2 separate regions of the Homo sapiens genome follow, and region 2 is linked to region 1. A link is an interaction called in ENCODE POLR2A ChIA-PET data of the cell type or tissue named here. Cell type or tissue: MCF 10A. All regions are shown on one strand. Links, peaks and the distances in the headings refer to the core of each region. The heading gives the core; the rest is flanking DNA.

The links. Peaks named below come from ENCODE experiments on the same cell type or tissue, not always from the same donor. Only the 100,000 strongest peaks of a DNase experiment are listed, where the experiment ranks them.
Region 2: POLR2A ChIA-PET joins it to region 1 with 5 read pairs; 2 of 35 experiments call an interaction of 5 or more read pairs at or near these places.

The regions. Positions count from the first base shown.
Region 1 is chr14:45,088,743-45,091,667 of GRCh38, forward strand. The region is part of intron 1 of PRPF39 (pre-mRNA processing factor 39); the gene reads left to right. Among named protein-coding and RNA genes, the nearest start is that of PRPF39, 6.1 kb to the left of the region's middle. In MCF 10A, for the core only: no CTCF peak of the experiment used is centred there; a DNase peak (open chromatin) is centred at 1,299.
Region 2 is chr14:45,221,561-45,224,485 of GRCh38, forward strand. MIS18BP1 (MIS18 binding protein 1) reads right to left here. Exons shown (of 17, transcript NM_018353.5): 11 at 2,358-2,925. Among named protein-coding and RNA genes, the nearest start is that of MIS18BP1, 30 kb to the right of the region's middle. RefSeq lists an enhancer at 1,330-1,379. In MCF 10A, for the core only: no CTCF peak of the experiment used is centred there; no DNase peak of the experiment used is centred there.

The sequences.
Region 1 (2,925 bases), core at 214-2,713:
CATGCTTTCATTCATTCATTCTTCAGAAATAATGAGTGTCTTTGTGTGCCAGGCAACTCGATACACAGTAGTTGAATTACACATGTATATGTATTATTACATTAAAGTGTCATAAAACCATATACTTTTACTATGCAAAGCACTGTGCTAAAATTTTTTTCTATTCTATTTTCCATTTGAAGAAAGGTTCAAGAAACTGGTGTGAAGCAATCTACAGTTTGAAAATTACTGATACAGTGAAGAGATGATTACTTAGCCCCTTATTACAGATATGATATGCAAATATTTTCTCCCATTCTGTAGGTTGCCTTTTCACTCCACTGATTGTGTCCTTTTATGCACAAAAGCTTTTAAATTTGATGTAGTCCTATTTGTCTGTTTTTGCTTTTGTTTGCCTGTGCTTTTGGCATTATCCAAGAGTTCACTGCCAAGTCCAGTATCATTAAGCTTTCCCCTACGTTTTCTTCTAGGAATTTTATAGTTTTAGGTTTTACATTTAGGTCTTTACTTCATTTTAAGTTAATTTTTACATGTAGTATAAGACCAGGGTCCAACTTCATTCTTTTGCACGTGGATATCCAGTTTTCCAAGCACCATTTGAAGAGACGATCCCTTCCTCAATGAGCAGTCTTAGCACTTTGTTGAGGGCCATTTGAGAAGGGAGTTTATTTCTGTGTTCTTTATTTCATTGGCCTATTTGACTGTTTTTATGTCAGTATCACACTTGATTTCTTTCTTTTTTTTGAGGCAGGGTCTGGCTCTGTCACCCAGGCTGGAGTGCAGTGGCACGATCACGACTCACTGCAGCCTTGACTCCCACTTCAGCCTCCGGCTAATTTTTGTATTTTTTTGTAGAGAATGGTTTTTGCTATGTTGCCTGGGCTGGTCTGGAACTCATGGGTGATCGGCCTACTTGGCCTCCCAAAGTGCTGAGATTACAGACAGGAGCCACTATGCCTGGCCCGTTTTATTTCTTTCTTTTGATAGCTATTCTGTACCCTTTCCCATTTTATGTTGCTAGTTGAAAATTATTGGTTGTTGTTAAGAATAAACTGATAATAATTGACATATAAATAATATGTTGGAGTAACTCATTAAAAAATAACTTTAGTGTATTCTTTTGACTCTGTGATTTGTGAAGTAATCATCAAAATGATCTCTATAAGCATAAGGTTGATGTTCTTAAATCTTTTTACAACACTGTGATTGCAGGGTGTGGAGTAATTGACAGGCTCTGAAGATGCAGGGGTGTGGTAAATTTGCTGATTCCAGAAGAAACCCTTATGTCTCACCTAAGTGTGAAATTAGAATAGGGTAGCTAGTTAATGACTCAGAATGTATCAGCCTACAGTCTTTTTTGTATTTTGTTTTTAGACTGAGCTCTGAAATACAAAACCACAAACTAGTGACTAATTTGCATTTGGAAAATTAATCTTCAAACGTATCTTTTTCTTTAAAGGAAGAGGGAAAAAGAACAAAATAAATTTACAAGTTACTTTGCCTTTTCCTAGGGCCTGAAGTGATTAAACTTGGAAAAGTTGATGACATTAATCATACATTGAACTAGAAGGGAACTTATTTTTTCTGGTAGTCTACTACTTTGGACTCTCTTTTATTATGCATTGGCTAGATTTGCTTTTTCTGTAATTTTTTCTCAAATTCTTTTGTCCATAATATGGCTCCATGCTACTTTGCTTTTACCCTTCTACTTCTCAATACCAACCTCTTCATTCTGGTCATTCTGTGTCTCTCTTATCTTTTCAGTCATCATTTCTACCTTCTTGTCTGCTGTCAAGGAGAGTTGTTTAATGGGTTGTTCCACATTCTAGAATAGTTTACCATTCTTTTTCTATTATTCCATAATTTTTCAAAGTTAATTATATTTCATGTTTTCATCTATAGATTGCTATTGTTTTCAAATGATTTTTTCAATAATCTTTCACTTTGTTTCATTTGAGAGCTTATCTCCAAATGTGTGTGTGTATGTGTTTGTGTGTGTGTGTATGTGTTGTGTGTTAGCTCTTTCTCTACCTGGTTAATAGACATTAGTGAGTAAGGACCTTATCTTACACTTATATGTCACTACGAGGAATGTAATACAGTGCTGGACATCCATCAGGCATTGAAAATTTTTTGTCCCCTTCCCCCATCCCCACATGTCCCATTTTTTCCTTTCAAATTTTTGTGTATTCCCTAGATTTACCTGGTTATAGCTAATTCTTTCAATGGCATTCAGACTCAGAAGGTCTTTTAACATTTAAAATTTATTCTTTCTTAGGAAAAAAATAGTTTCATACTATTTGTTCTTTCTTTTTCTTTTTCCTTGTTTTTAATAGAATCTTGCTCTGTCTCCCAGGCTTAGGAAAAAAATGGTTTCATACTATTTGTTCTTTCTTTTTCTTTTTTCCTTGTTTTTAATAGAATCTTGCTCTGTCTCCCAGGCTGGAGTGCAGTAGTGTGATCGTAGTTCACTGCAGCCTTGAACTACTGGATGATCAAGTGATTCTCCCACCCCAGCCTCCTCAGTAGCTAGGACTATAGGCACACACCACTGTGCCCAGCTAATTTTTAGATTTTTTTGTAGTGATGGAATCTCACTTTGTTCCCCAGGCTGGTCTGGAACATCTGGCTTCAAGCGATCCACCCACCTTGGCTTCCCGAAGTGTTGGGATATAGGTGTGAGCCACCTTTCCTGGCCATGCTACATTTTGAAATGATGGAAATGTTTTAGAATCTGGGTTTTGTATCCGTGTGACAATTTTAAAGGGTCACACATAGACACATGACCCCGAATGCAAAACTAATATGACAAACTTATAATAATATTTTACAATTTTGCAGAGATCTGGCTTTCTTAGTTTACGAAGAGTGTATACAAACCAATAAGAAAAAAATTAGTAATGAACAGAAAATATGGGCAAAAGA
Region 2 (2,925 bases), core at 213-2,712, 130 kb after region 1:
ATTTTCCTATCTTTATTTTATTGATTTGTAGTTTAATTCAATTATCATCAGAGAATATGCTTTGTATGATTTCAGCTATTTTAAATCTGTTAAGAGGTTTTATGATCTATCTTGATGAATGATCAACCTATCCTTGGAAATAACCTATTCTTTTTCTTATTATTGGGTGGAATGTTCTGTAAATGTGAATCATACGAATGACTGATGGTGTTGTTCAGTTCTATATCCCTGCTAATTTTCAGTCAGTTCTATCAAATACCAAGAGAGGAGCAGTGTGGTTTCCTATAACTGTGGATTTGACTATCCTTGTAGTTTAGTCCGCTGCTTTCACTTGTCAGTTTTTAACTCATGTATTTTGAGGTTTTATTGTCAGGTGCATACACACTTAGGAATTTCATGCCTTCCTGGTGACTGACCCTTCTATCATTTGTAATGTCTTTCTTTATTCCTGGTTATTTTCTTCCTACTAAAGTCTATTTTGACAGATATTAATATAGCCACTCAAGCTTTCTTTTGATTTGTGTTTAGACGGTATTTTTCTATCCTTTTAACCTACCTATATCATTATATTTAAAGTGAGTTTGTTGTATACAGCATATAGTTAGATCATGTTTTTAAATTCATTCTGACAATATGTCTTTTAATTGGTATGTTTAGACCATTTAATTTAATTATGTTGGATTTAGGTCAATAATTTTATTATTTGTTTTCTGCTTGTTCCATGTAAAAAAATCCTCCACTTCTCTTCTTCTTTGCCTTCTTTTGGGCTATTTGATTTTCCAGTATTTTAATTTATGTTTGAAATTATTTCTTTGTATAGTTTTTTTAGAAGTTGCTCTAGGGATGACATTAAATATACTTAACTTCAACAGTCTACTTAGAATCAATATTTTACTGCTTCAAGTGAAATGTTAATATTTTTATTTTAGCAGGTCATCAACCTGGTGGTATCCCAAGCTATACGTTCAGTCTACTATCATTGTTGTTTCAATGTCAGTTTCATTTTTCAAAGCTCTGCAGTGCTGTTAGGATCTTCCTGTGTGTGGGACACTGAGTAGCTAGCCTAGAAACTGGGTGTGGTCTACTGTTTAGTTCAGTTCTCAGTCTTTTATATGCTCTTTAGGACCATGTCCACATATGTACAACTCCTGGGTGGCATAGAAGTTCATAAACAACTTTATGGGGTTGCTTTTCCTACTTCCTCTCTTTCCGCGATTTCTGGTTCCCTGGAGTTTCCCTTGTCAGTGCTCTGGCCAGAAAGCTGGGGCTTTTATTACTCTGCTCTGCTGTATGCCTCACACAACTGAATTTTTGTCCAGTACCAAGCAACAGACAACAGAAAGAGAACAGAAGCAACAGGTACTTGCCCCACTACTTTGAGGCAACCATTCCTAATTGTAGAGAAGGTTCTCATCTCTCAGAGTTTTAGATATATCTCAGCCCCAGCTGATGCTGTGACTGTAGCCCCTGCAGGATTGCATGGGGACTGAGTTAAGAGAAAAGACAAAAACAAAACAAAACAAAACAAAACAAAACAAAAACAAACCAAACCAAACACTGGGGATTTCCTCTACTGTTTCTGAGTGTCAGAAGTCCCCCTTTCTGCTCCTCAACCCAGAACTGGAGAGCTCCTCTTTAAACTCTCTTTGTTACCCTTCAGTGCCCACTTCTAGGTTTCTAGTATCCTTGAGTCTCACTTGTGGGGCACCAAACTTTACTATTTATAACACTTGTTAGGCCGGGCACGGTGGCTTATGCCTATAATCCCAGCACTTTGGGAAGCCAAGGTGGGCGGATCATTAGGTCAGGAGTTCAAGACCAGCCTGACCAACATGGTGAAACCTCATCTCTACTAAAAATATAAAAATTAGCCAGGCGTGGCAGCGTGCGCCTGTAGTCCCAGCTACTCAGGAGGCTGAGGCAGGAGAATCGCTTGAACCCGGGAGGCAGAGGTTGCAGTAACCGGGATTGTGGCATTGCACTCCAGACGGGGCAGCAGGGCGAGACTCCGTCTCAATCAAAACAAAACAAAACAAAAAACAAAAAAATGCATTTCTTAAAATATGAAGCTACGTGAGAGAGTACTATTTGGCTATCTTGAAATATTACATGGGAATGAAAAGGTCACTTTTACTTTCCTCATACTTAGGCTTTCCTCGTACTTTCCTCGTATTAGAGATGACCACAAAAATACCACTAGGAGTTATGTGTAGTCTATCTCCATTCCCTGTGCAAATTATAATTTCTCCCTTTTTTTTAATGACATCTTCCATGTTAACCCCTTATTGCTATTTTTATGTCTTTAACTGTCTTGTGGCTGCTCTGTAGATATTTCGGAATGAAATCTAACTACTTACCAATGAAGTTTCTGTAACTCCTTCTCATTCCATTCCTTATCCTGAATTAAACCAGGTAAGCATTCTAAGGGATGCCTATTTGTCTTATCAGATCCTACTGCCTCAGTAATTGGAAACTCTTTCCTAACACCAGACTTCTGAAGAGTTTCTTTGACGGAAGGTCTAGCTTTCTTTTGTTTGATATAAAATTCATTTTCACTTTCTTCAGTTTCAGGTTCCAAAATCACTGGAATATTACTTGTGTTTCTTGTGCTCTTTCTCAGGTGAACCACTGCTTCTTTGGTGTTTCCTGCTTTGGTTTTCTTAACTTCAGCTTTCCTTTTAATTTCCTTTTCTGTTTCACTTTCTTCACTTGACAAATCTGGTGAGGACTGATGCTTATAAAATGACATAGCTACCTGATTTTCTATTTTCTTCAATTTTGGTAATAGTCTGGTATTTTTCTTAAAGTCAGAGGTGAGCATTTGTTCCTTTTCAAGGTTAGATATTTTTATTTTCCGGTTGACAGTAAGTAAGTCACGTTCATCGCAATCTTCCTTGTTTTTACTTTTATGACCTTCAAATGTAT